Linked DNA regions of Homo sapiens: region 2 is linked to region 1. Evidence: chromatin contacts called from ENCODE Hi-C or POLR2A ChIA-PET data. All regions are on one chromosome and are shown on one strand. The core of a region is the stretch at or near the end of the contact, and the rest is flanking DNA. Distances in the headings are between cores, read along the strand shown. Region 1 holds the start of LAS1L (LAS1 like ribosome biogenesis factor). Region 2 holds the start of LINC01278 (long intergenic non-protein coding RNA 1278).

Region 1 (7,132 bases), core at 2,332-4,831:
ATGTTGTGCCCAAGGCGAGGCCTCACTTCTTTCACCCTAGTCCCAGCCTTGACTCCAGGTGGAGACCCTCCTGCCTATCCCTCTACCCTCAGCGCCACCAAGCCCAGGCCCCTGGGCTTAACTGTGATAGGTATAACCTCTGAGGACTCACCTCTGCGGCAGTCATTTATATGGGGCATTTTCTTGTGGGTCAACTCATGGCGAAGGTCAACAATCCAATCCGGAATATTTACCTGATTACAGGGGAGGGTGTGAGTACAGAAATTGGAAAATAATTATTAAAGCTGGAAGGGAGCCAGAGATTAATTATCCTGACCACCTCCTGCCCCATTTTACAACTAGAGAAACTGAGGTCCTGAAAGAAGATTCCAATCACAGTGACAGAGCCAAGAAAAAAAAACAGCTCTTCTTATTCTTTTTTTACTGCTCTATGGAGGAGGTATTGAAAATCAGAAAAGTGGGTCAGGCACAGTGGCTCATGCCTGTAATCCCAGCACTTTGGGAGCCCAGGGCAGGTGGATCACTTGAGGCCAGGAGTTGGAGACCAGCCTGGCCAAGATGGTGAAACCCCATCTCTACCAAAAATACAAATGTAATCCCAGCTACTTGGGTGGCTGAGGCACGAGAATTGCTTGAACCTGGGAGGCGGAGATTGTGGTGAGCCAAGATCACGCCACTGCACTCCAGCTTGGGCAACAGAGCAAAACTCTGTCTCAAAAAAAGAAAAGAAAATCAGAAACATAAAAGGCACACACCTCCCCTAACCACCAACCACCCTTCTACAACAAAGAAATACCTGTGAATGAGCATTAACAATCACGTTCTCCAGCCTCCCTCTAGCCTGTCCTTCTCCCTGAGTATCCTTTACCCCTGCTTCCCTCCTACACCTCCTCCGGGAAGCGCTAATGACTGAGAGCATGCCTGCCCTCTGGGCCTCTACACAGTTCACATACTCCTCAGGGTAGGAATGTCTGAGTTACAGAAGTAGAGACATGGGATGGGAATTCCTGATTTACAAAGTGACTCATAGTGGCTGAGCTGTCTCCTCTCTCAGACTGTCAGCTCCATGAGGGCAGGTGCTGTGACTGTCACCTCTTTCCTGTCCCCACCCAGTGCTACATTTGGGCTCCTCCCAGCAAGCTGGGCAGGCCAAGCCCTCTGAGATACCAGTCATATGAGAGCAAGGGAGCAACTGTGCCTCCTTCAGGCTGGAAGCTGAGGCTCTGGGATTCTTGCTGGGCTTGGCTGGTAGTGATGGGATGAGCTAGTCTGACTGTGTGCCCACAATACCCCATGCCCCATTTGGTGAGCCCTCTTGGAGACAGAATTGAGCAAGTTCACTGAATCATACGCACCTCTTGAGCCAGACACTTGAGGGGGACCTTGGCAAACTTTGTCTTCCTCTCTGAGATAAGATTCACAAACCTGGAGTTGAGGGAGAAATAAGTGGCACAGCCCAAGGAACCATTTTATTCCAAACACTTTGCTGAGTTACTGAAACCCTGCATTTCCACTTTTCCACCGACTGTCCTGTCCTATTCCTACAGCTGGTGTGTCAGCCAGAGCAGGGACAGTTCCATCCATTCCAACATTTAATGAGAGTCTGCCCTATAATGAAGCCATACAGATGAATAAGACACTGCTCTAGCCTTGAACAGTTCGGTCTAGGATAAATAATAATGATACAATGTAACATATTAGGCTAGAACATAATATGTTATAAATGCTGCAAAGGACTACATCAGATAATGGGGAGCACAGCTAACCAATGGAGAAAATAAGAAGAGAAAGGGAGGATCTCAAGGCAGACAAGGGGAAATAGATAAGCAAAGACTTTGACAGATATGAAAACTCAGTAGCAACCTTTTTTTCCGACGTGTATACAGCTAGAACCATTATGAGTCACTTTGTAAGTCAGGAATTCCCAGCCCATGTCTCCACTTCCATAACTCAGCAATCTTTCAGTGTTCATGAGGGAGAGAAGGGGAAAAGGGTAGTGCTAGGAATAGACAGGGACAGGGTTGGAAAGTCCACATTAAATCACAGGCGAGGACCCTGAGCCATTCAGACAAGTTCCTCTGGGTGAGGAATTCAAAGGTAAGAAAAAATATCAGACCACCAAGAGACCCACAGAGATCACCTGGTCTGAATCCCTTCCTCCACATTCCAAGATAGAAAGAAAAATGGAAGAGAAGGCTTTCAGGAAAAAGGAAGAAAAAGAGGAATGCGTTGACGAGGGTACCAAAAGCTGATAAGTCAAGCAATAATCACAGGCTGATCCACAGTGAGGTACACGCAGGGTTTTGCTTCAGGTAACACCTGAAGCCAAGTTTTGCTTATCACATGCCTCCCCTGCCTCCAGTCCCCAAAGCCAACCTCCACCCCTACCCCATGCAGGTCTTACCTGACCAATGCCATGCCATAGAGCAGTCTAAGTTCATCAGTGCCCAAGCCACCAGTTACATCCAAGAGCTTACAGCGTATCAGGTCAGCAGTAGAAGCCACTGCCAGAGGGAGTTCGTTGCCTGACCTAAAGGGTCACAGTCCAGCACCATCATAAAGAGCCCTTACACTGGTCCACCCTCCACCTCAGAACCTAGGTTGTTGCAGGCTACACCCATCATATTCTGGTTCAAGAGAGCATGAACAGACACAAAACAAGAAGGTGGGAGGAGACACGGTAATGTCTGTGGGATCCAACAGTATACAGGGCATGAGGAGCTGACTAGGCCGTATACAGGACACCTAACTGGTAGACTGTCCATCAACAGTTGTGTGGACACACCCCTTTCTTTCACCCCCAAATCAACTCATTGAGCTAGAGGAGCCCCTTATCCCTTGTAAGTCGGCTCCCAACTCAATCTTACCAACTGGACTGAGGCGCCCCACTCAAACACTGTCTTGCAGGCAAGACTTCCTCCCCATTGGAATCGGAAATCTACCCTAGGGTACTAATCTACTCCTTAAGCCCTGGCTCAGGCCTCACTAGTCCCTCCGGCATCCTCTCCAAGTTGGGAGAAAGTCACTTTTTGGAGGTAATGGGTAAACCTCACAGATATAACAAGAGAATTGTTGAGGCACAACCCCTTACTTTCCATTCCGCTAACGGGATTAGCGCAAGAGATGGCTGCCGCGTTCCCCCAGGCATTTGGGAGAGGGACAACTTTAGGCGACTTAGGGGAAGACTGGAGAACAGGGCCTTATAGAAACTCGACAAAGGAAGAGGTGCAGCGCCACCAGCACGCAGGCAAAAGGGCCGAACCCGCCACCTTACCTGCTCCTCCACACCGTGATGCGGTTAAGCGCGTACCGCTGCAACTTATGGTCGTCACAGAACAGATAAACCGTCACCTGGTCCCACTCGGCCCTGCTGAGCCAGGCGACCACGATGCCGTGGGCCGAGAGTGGCAACGACCCTTTCCCTTTAACGCACTTTCCGTACCACGCACTCCACACGAGATCCATCCCCTGGGAACCTAGACCTGGCCCGGCCCCGGATTCCCACGACATACTGAGCTCAACAACAGGCTCTGTGCCGCGCCGCTCCGCACAGCCTTCAGCTCAGCGTGCTACCCTCACTCCGAACCGCCACCGCACCAGCAGCCAATAGGAGAGCGTGACCCCATACGCAAGCCCGCCTTCCAGCGTCAGCATGGCCAATCGGAACGTCAGAATTGGGCGCCGACCTAATGACATGCGGGGTTAAAAACTCACCGGCCGGAAGTGTTCTTTTCACAAAGCAAACCCTCCAGGGGCAAGAGTTCAGCCTCTAGGTTCCGCCAATTTCCTGGTTGCTAACCGGCTTCTGTACCAGACCGGAAGCGGTATGTCTTCACTGCAAGAGGAATTTTATTTTGCTCCCCTCGGCGGGTGGCAGCTTGATTGTAGTCATCCAGTGAACTGAAAATGCGATTTTAAGTATATTTTTATTGCCGTGAATCAGGACCTAACCTAGTAAAACACTGGACACTGAAGCAGGGCTACAGAGGAAATATCTCATATCGAAACAGTTACAGTTGGGTTGAAAAAATCTGCTTTTGTGGCAGGTAACCAGGGGCCCTGCCTTTTAAATTAGTACCAGCCTGGCCAGGCGTGGTGGCTCACGCCTGTAATCCCAGCACATTGGGAGGCCCAGGCGGGCGGATCACTTGAGGTCAGGAGTTCCAGACCAGCCTGGCCAAAATGGTGAAACCCGGTCTCTAGTAAAAATACAAAAATTAGCTAAGCATGGTTGCACATGCCTGTAATCCCAGTTACTCAGGAGGCTGAGGCACAAGAATCGCTTGAATCCGGGAGGCGGAGGCTGCAACAAGCCAAGATCGCACCAGTGCACTCCACCCTGGGTGACAGATCGAGACTCTGTCTCAAAAGTAAATTAAATAAATACATACATAAATAAATAAATAAATACCAGCCTAGAGACCTGAGTTTTACTCTAAATTTTGCCACTAACTATGTGGACTTAGACTAGTCTCAGTTTTCCCATCTGTACAGTGAGAGTTGTAGACTGGTCTCTAGGTTCTCTGTCATAGCAGAAAATTGTAGAATTTTACTCTGCCAACATTCCACTGCTATGTTGGTTTCAACATCCACCAAGGTATACTTAGTTTTTCTGCAAAATTCCTTGGTATTTTGGAGTTCTGGGAGAAAAGCGGTATTATGAAGTTCCTCCGATTTTACGAGTTGACTGAAATATGTTTAGGACTATGTCCCAATCCTTCTTGCAGAAGTTATTTTCCAATGTAACACTTGAGAGAGAGAGAGAGAGAACTGTTGCTAACGATCTTAACAGCATTGCTGTGAGTGGCACTTTTACGCTTCACAGCAACAAATCCCAATTCATCCTCTATATGTGCTTCTTTCTCCAGCCAACTTTTCCTAAGATATAGTCTGCCTATAGTTATTTTATTTTTCTTTTTTTCTTTTTCTTTTTTTTTTTGACATGGCGTCTGGCCCAGTCGCCCAGGCTGGAGTGCAGTGGCACAATTCTCGGCTCACTGCAACCTCTACCTCCAGGGTTCAAGTGATTCTCTTGCCTCAGCCTTCCAAGTAGCTGGGATTACAGGCGCCTGCCACTATGCTTGGCTAATTTTTGTATTGTTAGTAGAGACAGGGTTTCACCATGTTGGCCAGGCTGGTCTGGAACTCCTGACCTCAAGTGATCCACCAGCCCAGGCCTCCCAAAGTGCTAGGATTACAGGCATGAGCCACCGTGCCCGGCCTGCCTATGGTTCTTGACTGACAGTTACTCTGTCCCAAGTAGCCATGCCAACCAGTTGGCCAGGTGTCTGCCTGAAACCAGATACCCTTTTTCCTTCAGGATCATGACAGTGTGCTGGCAAAGAAGTCTGGGGAGTGGTTTCTATGACTCCTCAAGATACAGGCCAGTCAGAGGAGCTGCCAGATCTGCGGCAATCATTCACACACATTTTGGGGTTTATAGGCTAAAAATTTTGCATAGTCCTTTTCAGGCAAAGACCCCTATTTATCCCCATTCCATCCACATAAAGCTGAAGTTCTCTCTATTCCGTGTGTTCTAAGAAAACATGACCAAAGCATGTAACAAGAGCATTATGTCTAATATGTGGCAAATGGGGCCTGAGACCTATTGAGAATTAGGAATTAGTGGACGAAGTGTGTCAAATAGTGGTAATTTTGAAGAAGCACTGCGTTAGTTTCCTGTTGTTGCTATAGCAAATTACCACAAACTTGGTGGTTTAAAACAACAGACATTTATTTTCTCGTAGTTCTGGAGGCCAAAAGTTTGATAACAGTATCACTGAGCTGAAATCAAGGTACTGGTAGGTTCATGATTCCTCCAGCTGCTCTAGGGAAGAATACACTCCTTGTCTTTTCTAGTGGCTGCTAGCATTCCTTGGCTTGGAGCACATTATTCCAAACTTCAAGACCAGCATCTTCAAATCTCTCTCTGCTCCATCTTCCCCTCTGTGTTTGTAAAGTCTCCCCCAGCCTCCATTTTAAAAGGATACATGTGGTGGCAGAGTCCACTCAGATAATGCAGGCTAATTTCCACATCTCAAGATCTTTAATTACAATGAAGTCCAATGTTTTTCTTTCTTTTTTCTTTTTCTTTTAACCACATAAAGTAACATTCATAGGTTGTAGGGATTAGGATGTGAGTATCTTTTGGGGGACAATTGTTTCAGCTTACCACAGGGAATATGGATCTGTCCTGGCACATGCTCAAGAATCCTAAGAATCCCTAGGCTTGTGGTGACGTAGGACACTCCTAGCAGTGCCAGTGGGCACGAATTAAATAAAATCTCCAAGTCCAAGGCATTGTCTGTGAAATCCTGAAGTTAATCAAATGTATCTTCAAGCTACTGCTTCCCCTTCATTATTTCACCATTTCCCTCCCCCTCACTTCACCCCAACGTCCACTTTTGTGTATCTAGTTCACCTAGAGCAGTCCTGTGGCCCCGGCTAAGCAAACACCTATATGTTGATGTTCTTCAAGTCTCTAGCTGAGTTTTCTGTGGGACTCCAGACACATTTAATCAACTGTCTGCTGCACTCATGTGATCCCGCAGGCAACCCAATATCAACCTGTCTAAATCTTAAATACTTTCCCCCAAAATCTGTCCCTCCTCCTATATCATTCAATACATGGCAACAGTATTCACAGAGTCATCTGAACCTCAGTACCTGCACTCAGGTAGCTTGGGCTTGAATTGTGTCTTCACCACTTACTATTTGAAACCTTGAGCAAGTTACTTAACTTTTCTATGCCTCGTTTACTTCATCTGTAAACGGAAATAATAAGAGCACTTATTAATAGTGCTCGCATAATAGTCTCAAAGGACTGGTATGTGGATTAAAAGAGGTGAGCATTGGCCAGGTGTGGTGGCTCTCACCTATAATCCCAGCACTTTGGGAGGCCGAGGAGGGTGGATCACTTGAGGCCAGGAGTTCAAGACCAGTCTGGCCAACATGGCGAAACCCTGTCTCTACTAAAAAAAATCACAAAAATTAGCCAGGTGTGGTGATGCGCCTGTAATCCCAGCTATTCTGAGGCATGAAAATGGCTTGAACCCTGGAGGCAGAGGTTGCAGTGAAGTCCTTCTGATTTTACAGGTTGGCTAAAATGTGTTTAGGACTATGTAGCCAAGAT
Region 2 (7,132 bases), core at 1,255-3,754, 2.0 Mb before region 1:
TGCTAGGCCTGGCATGGTGGCTCACACCTGTAATCACAGCACTTTGGGAGGCCCAGGCAGGTGGATCACTTGAGCTCAGAATTTTGAGACCAGCCTTGGCAACATGGTGAAACCCCGTCTCTACAAAAACAAACAAAAATTAGTTGGGCATGGTGGTGGGTGCCTGTAGTCCCAGCTACTCAGGAGGCTGAGGTGGGAGGACTGCTTGAGCCCGGGAGGCAGAGGTTGAAGTGAGCAGAGATTGTGCCACTGCACTTCAGCCTGGGCGACAGAGTGAGACTTTGTCTCAAAAAAAAAAGTGAAATAATTTTTCCAAAGTAATCCATCAAATAATTCATAGAGCAAGGAAATGCATTACAATGTCCATTAACATAAATACATGTACTGAAAACTGAAACAATCAAAGTGGTCATTCATAAAATGGAAAAATAAATTGTGGTAGAGTTACACATTAGAAACAGTACAGTAGGGAAAATAAATTAACTGTTAATAAAAGTTATCAACATAAAGCTCCCAACCATATTTTGACTAAAAACAAGTTGAGAAGAATATATACAGTATACCATTTATATTAGATTTTAAAGGAAGTAAAATATATATTTCTGAGATATAAATGTACATGTGGTAAAAAATTTAAAAAATTATTCATAGAAAAAATAAACCCCAAACTCATGATTGGAGTAATGGAATTAAGGAAGGTTACACAGAAGATCTCAGCTGTATTGATCAAATTTTTACTTGTTAAACTGAGCTAAGGCTACAATGGTATCGGTTGAATTTTTCTTTACAACCTTGTGTATTGCTTAATATGTAATACTTTAAAAAAGAAAGTAAATGGTATCTGGAGTATAAAAATTAATGTTGAAATAAATGTACATGGATCTTTAAGAAAAAAAAGAAAGAAAGAAAGTTGGGGAAGGACGTTGAGAAGGAAAGCAGAAGTGGGGAGGAAAAACAAATGCTACAATTCCACTACCCAGAGATTTTCATTGCTAGTTGTTTTGTTCATAATTTCCTATAGCATTTTTTCTGTTCATATAGAAGTATGTATTCACATATATTGTAAAGAAATATTTGATAATATTATGACTACTACTAGAAAACCTATTTTGTAACTTATTTCACAGGCACCAAATCAGTGCCATTTAAAAGGGCTGTATTCTATCCAATCATATTGTTATACCACAATTTATTTTACCAATTCACTATTGATGGGCATTTAGATTATTTCCAAAGTGTGCTATTACAAATAATGCTGCAATTAACACATTATATGTGTATGTGCATACCTGTGTGTATTTTCAGTAGTAACTGTGTTGAAAAAAAATTCCTAAGGGTAGAATTTCTAGGTCAAAGACTAAGAGGTTTTCAAGTTTGTTACATATGCCAAATAGCCCAACAATAAATGATTATACTAATTTACACACTTAATACTGTAATTGAGTGCCAGTGTCCCCAAACTCTGCACAACACTGGGCATAAACAATCTTTTTATCCCCTTGTCAATCATAATCTGCTATTCCGTTTTTTCATGTGCATTTATTAGTGAAGCTGAGTCACTTTTTAAACGTTTACTCACCATACTTGAATAACTTCTTCTGATTTTTTTGCCATTTTGTTAACATTTTTGAAGTTTTAATTATTATGGATATATAATAGTTGTACATATTTATGGGGTACATGTGATATTTTGATTAGAACATACAATGTGTAATAATCAAATCAGAGTAGATGGTATAACCATCACCTCAAGCATTTATCATTTCTTTATGTTAGAATCATCTCAATTCCGCTTTTTAGTTATTTTGAAATACATAATAAATTATTGTTAACTATAGTCGTCCTATTACGCTACCAAACACGAAATCACAAATACCAGGAAAGTTAACGGAGAACTGGATCAGGAGCCAAAATGTTTACATTCGAATTAAGGCTCTGGATTAATGAAAATGCGTAACCAGGAAAAGAAAGAACAAGAATAATGGGGACATAGAGGGTGAGAGAGGAGAAAAACGAGAAGAAAAAGCCATGTAAGGAAAAAGAATTTGCGCCTCAGGGTCCCCCTCCCCCTCTGCCCTGTTCCAGACACCTATTCTCATTCCCGCACTCCTACCCCTGGCGTCCTGCTAGCTGGTCTGGCTTCCTTCCCTCTGGAAAAAGGCAAATTATTCAATAAAGGGAGGATGAGTCCTAGCTCATCCCCACTTCTTGTCTCCTGCCGGGTGTTCAAATACAACTTACCACGCAGTCACCGCCATCCAACTGCATGTCACTCTCCACTTCGCCACGGTCTGAACTCTTGGCCACAAGATCTAAGCCTTCCGGATGCCCCAGCCAGTTCAGGCTGCTGGTCTCTTGTCCCTAAGCCTTTGCCGAGGTAGTCGGCTTACTTGATGCCAGCACACCAGGCCCCCCACCACCCGCTGGAAGCACAGGCCCCAGCTCAGGTCAGGTTCCGGAACCTAGCGTCCCCAGGTTCTCACGTGACTTAGTTTCCCAGGCAATAGCGCTTTTCTCCCGGATGTAGCAGTCAGCTGAAATGGAGAGAGTGCTTCTTAAAGTTAACCCTCAAACCACCATGGCCAGTGAATGCAGAATAAGCCCGCTGAGAGTTTCGTCTATTTCTATGGCATTATGCTGGAAATTATAAAGAAAAGGGATGAAAAAAACTGGAGACTTTTCACCAACAACAACATACAGATCTGTATTATTAGGATTCTTAAAATGAGTATGTGTTGTTTTTATAATTAAACTAACAAAAGGAAAATAAATAATGATGAATAATTAAAGCGGGATTATGTATACAACAAAACCGTATGATTACAACAGCACCTTATGTAGCTTTGAAAATAGGTAATGCTTCATGAGAGAAGTTATAGCAGTGTGCAAATATCAATTCAGACCTTAAACAAGAAGAATATACACACCAAAAGAGATTTCTTTAAACAAAATCTATGCTGTATGTGCCCTATGATTGTCACAGGGCTTAGAACCTGATATTCGGCTATGCATTCCTGTCAGAAAGAGCATGTTGCAGCCATGTCAGAACCAACCAAGGTCAAGAATTTCTTGTGACCAGTCGTGAAGTCCCTGAAGCAAGAAACAGAGAAACCCATGCTGGTAAGAAATGAAGAGACTCAGACCCTGCAGAAAGATTAAGAATAGCGATCGAAGACGTTAACTTGGTTGCAATCTGGCTCTGCCCTTTACAAAGTTATGCGACCTTTTTCATCTGTTAATTGCTTGTTGTAAATATTAAATTAAACAAGTCAATGTGTATAAGGCATTTAAAACAATGTCTGGCAGTGAGAAGACCTATTTGATAAATAAATAAAATATGGACACAGACATTGCAGCATAGGAATCCCTCAATCAGGAATCCTAGGTCTCCAAGAACACTGGTGATACTAATTTAGCTGTACAAGAAGGAGGTGTCCTGTGTGGGTGACATAAATATTTCAGGGTTTGGAGAGAAACATTCCTACATTTTTTATTTAAGAAAACAACACACCAAGGTTGTTTAGAAAGGCAGAGTGGACTCTGAATCCATGCAGCCTAGATTTGGATCCTAGCTCTGCTATTATCTGCGTTATTAGCTCAAGTTATTTAAGCCTTCTGTGCCTCAGTTTCCCCATAGGTAAAATAAGGATAACAGTACTAATTTCATAGGTTTGTTGTGAGACAGTAACATATTAAATAAACTTACAACGACTGCCACATAAGTACTATATAAATATTGATTAAAAGTAGTAATAAGAGACAAAAAATATTGGAAAATTAAGAAGTAAACCCACAAGGAACTACTGTCTCAGCCTAAAGTAAATCAAATACATGACCACTGCCAGAGACCTTGTCAAGGTATTTCAGATAAGAAAATCTTGTCCAATGATGTTATCGTGAAGCTGATAAGATTGTAATGTCCTTGGAAAACAAAGGTAAGCCCCTCAGAAATCTAGAACAAGTATGCTTACAACATAAAGTGTAATCCAACCTGACTAAGATGGGGAAATGATAACCTGAGCTACTAGAGTTGGAGCTGGGGCCAGTGAACTACAGCTCAAGGGCCAAAGCTTGTCTACTATCTGTTTTTGTTTGATCAGAGGACAAATAATTATTTTTACATATATAAGTGGTTAAAAAATTAAGAAACAAATATTTCATGACATGTACAAATTATATAAAATTTAAATTTAAATGTTCAAAAATAAAGTTTTATTGGAACACAAACACATTCATTTATATATTGTCTATGTCTACATTTACACTATAATGACAGTGTTCAGTACTTAAATTAGACATTAGAGCAACAACATAAAAGGATTTTAGGTCTCTGTTACCGTGGAGTCATCACACCGACCATGGATAAATTATCCTCAGACTGTCACATATTATTTTGAGTATTTTTATAGCAGTTGAATTAATCTGTATTCTGACCTGTACAGAGTACAGGCAAGTTTATACAATTGATTTGGCTTTCTAGATGAATGGGTTTAGATGATATTTATTTAAAGCTTTGCAAGATTCTGCTCAAAGCAATTCAGCCCAAATTCATCAACTACAAATTAGTCATTTTAAAAATCATTTTCGTGAGTTTTGTTCCAAAAGCGATAAAAATGACTAATCACCTAAAATACCCTAGTATTACTAAATTATTCTCTACCTCATGTTGTTTTATATACAAGATTAATTGCAAAACCTTAGCCATCAAAATTTTCAGTGAGAAACACATGTAATATTAACATAATGAAATAATTACCATTGTTATATTTAACAATTTGTAAAACAATCCCAAGTTTGTTTAAACCTATAATGGTTTCTGCAAAGAAAGGCCCCAAGACAGTCACTAAGGCATGCAGTAGGTGTTAACTAAAGACTTGACTGACCTGATTTCCTGGGTGTGTAATCATTTCTACAATAAGTAGGTACCATGTAGGGTGAGGTGGTCGTAAAGCGGAATGTTTGCCTATTATACCTAGATAGCTATCCATGTGTGACTGATAACCAGATAGTCGAGGGAAGATAATTATCCCCCTTCTGAAAGAAGTATGAAAGATTCACTAAGCAAGTAATCAGATAAAAATTAAAACCAGAAAAAAATAATATATCCACATACTACATTTTTCAGCTAGATCTAACGAAAGAATTGGGGTTGTAATAATTTTGTAGATTTAATTTTTTTTAAGTTTTACTTTAAGTTCTGGGATACATGTGCAGAAAGTGCAGTTTTGTTACATAGGTATACATGTGCCATGGTGCTCTGCTGAACCTATCAACCCATCATCTAGGTTTTAAGCCCCACATGCATTAGGTATTTGTCCTAATGCTCTCCCTCCCATTTGCCCCCACCCCCTGGCAGGCCCTGGTGTGTGATGTTCCCCTCCCTGTGTCCATGTGTTCTAATTGTTCAACTTCCACTTATGAGTGAGAACATGCATGTTTGGTTTTCTGTTCCTGTGTTAGTTTGCTGGGAATGGTGGCTTCCAGCTTAATCAATGTCCCTGCAAAGGACATGAACTCATCCTTTTTTATGGTTGCATAGTATTCTATGGTGTATATGTGCCACATTTTCTTTATCCAGTCTATCATTGATGAGCATTTGGGTTGGTTCCAAGTCTTTGCTATGGTAAATAGAGCTGCAATAAATATATGTGTGCAGGTGTCTTTATAGTAGAAATGATTTCTAATCCTTTGGTTATATACCCAGTAATGGGATTGCTGGGTCAAATGGTATTTCTGGTTCTAGATCCTTGAGGAATCACCACACTGTCTTCCACAATGGTTGAACTAATTTACACTGCCACTAACAGTGTAAAAGTGTCCCTATTTCTCCATATGCTCTCCAGCATCTGTTGTTTCCTGACTTTTTAATGATCACCATTCTAACTGGCGTGAGATGGTATCTCACTGTGGTTTTGATTTGCATTTCTCTAATGACCAGTGATGATGAGCTTTTTTTTCATGTTTGTTGCCTGCATAAATGTCGCCTTTTGAGAAGTGCCTGTTCATATCCTTTGCCTACTTTGTGATGGGGTTGTTTTTTTTCTTGTAAATTTGTTTAAGTTCTTTGTCGATTCTGGATATTAGCCCTTTGTTAGATGGATAGATTGCAAAAATTTTCTCTCATTCTATAGGTTGCCTGTTCACTCTGATGATAGTTTATTTTCCCATGCAGAAGCTCTTTAGTTTAATTATATCCCATTTGTCAGTTTTTGCTTTTGTTGCCATTACTTTTGGTGTTTTAGTTATGAAGTGTTTGCCCATGCCTATGTTCTGAATGGTATTGCCTAGGTTTTCTTCTATGGTTTTTATGGTTTTAGGTTTTATGTTTAAGTCTTTAATGCATCTTGAGTTCATTTTCATATGAGTTGTAAGGAAGGTGCCCAGTTTCAGTTTCCTGCATATGGCTAGTCAGTTTTCCCAACACCATTCATTAAATTGAGAATCCTTTCTCCATTGCTTTTGTCAGGTTTGTCAAAGATCAGATAGTTGTAGATGAGTGGCATTATTTCTGAGGCCTCTGTTCTCTTCCATTTGTCTATGTATCTGTTTTGGTACCAGCACCATGCTGTTTTGGTTACTGTAGCCTTGTAGTATAGTTTGAAGTCAAGTAGTGTGATGCCTCCAGCTTTGTTCTTTTTGCTTGGGATTGTCTTGGCTATATGGGCTCCTTATTAAATAGGGAATCCTTTCCCCATTGCTTGCTTTTGTCAGGTTTGTCAAAGATCAGATGGTTGTAGATCCACATACTACATATTTTTTAAGGCAAAAGTTATTAAAAACCTCTACTGTAGAAGAATCACATCAGCAAAATGGTAGAGTAGGTAGCTTTAAGTTTGTATCTGCCCACAAAATCTCTGAAAAATAATTAGGAACTGTCAGAACCAACTTTGTAAAAACCCTGGGAAATAGTCAAAGGTTTACAGCCAAGCAAATGCTGAAATAAAAATGATAAAAATCAAAAAGACAGGAAGATTTTTGGCATTTTTACTTGCTCTTTCCACCTTCTTCCATGGCACAGTAGCAGTCTTGAAGAGGGAAGCCCACATGCCCAGACTAGGACCCTGATCCCTGGTTCCAGAAGGAGCAGAAAATACTTTGTTTGCAAATTATTTTGTTCCAATTTGTCTGGGGG

Evidence for each region. A loop is a pair of places that touch in the nucleus more often than their neighbours do. ChIA-PET counts read pairs that join two places held with the same protein, here RNA polymerase II (POLR2A). Pooled maps may share reads with other maps.
Region 2: a loop to region 1 is called in a map of CD8-positive, alpha-beta T cell, with 12 times the contacts of the local background. The contact joins the promoter of LINC01278 here to the promoter of LAS1L in region 1. A Hi-C loop is called at or near these places in 5 of 168 maps with a recorded cell type or tissue (B cell, CD4-positive, alpha-beta T cell, CD8-positive, alpha-beta T cell and 1 more), 1 of 37 single-sample maps with no recorded cell type and 13 of 50 pooled maps. POLR2A ChIA-PET finds 5 or more read pairs at or near these places in 1 of 52 experiments (Caco-2).

Annotation. Positions count from the first base shown.
Region 1 is chrX:65,531,206-65,538,337 of GRCh38, forward strand. LAS1L (LAS1 like ribosome biogenesis factor) reads right to left here and starts at 3,582. Exons shown (of 14, transcript NM_031206.7): 1 at 3,275-3,582; 2 at 2,405-2,530; 3 at 1,356-1,425; 4 at 152-233. The coding sequence starts at 3,510. RefSeq lists an enhancer at 3,677-3,856.
Region 2 is chrX:63,558,591-63,565,722 of GRCh38, forward strand. LINC01278 (long intergenic non-protein coding RNA 1278) reads right to left here and starts at 2,505. Exons shown (of 4, transcript NR_152613.1): 1 at 2,242-2,505. RefSeq lists an enhancer at 1,685-2,226.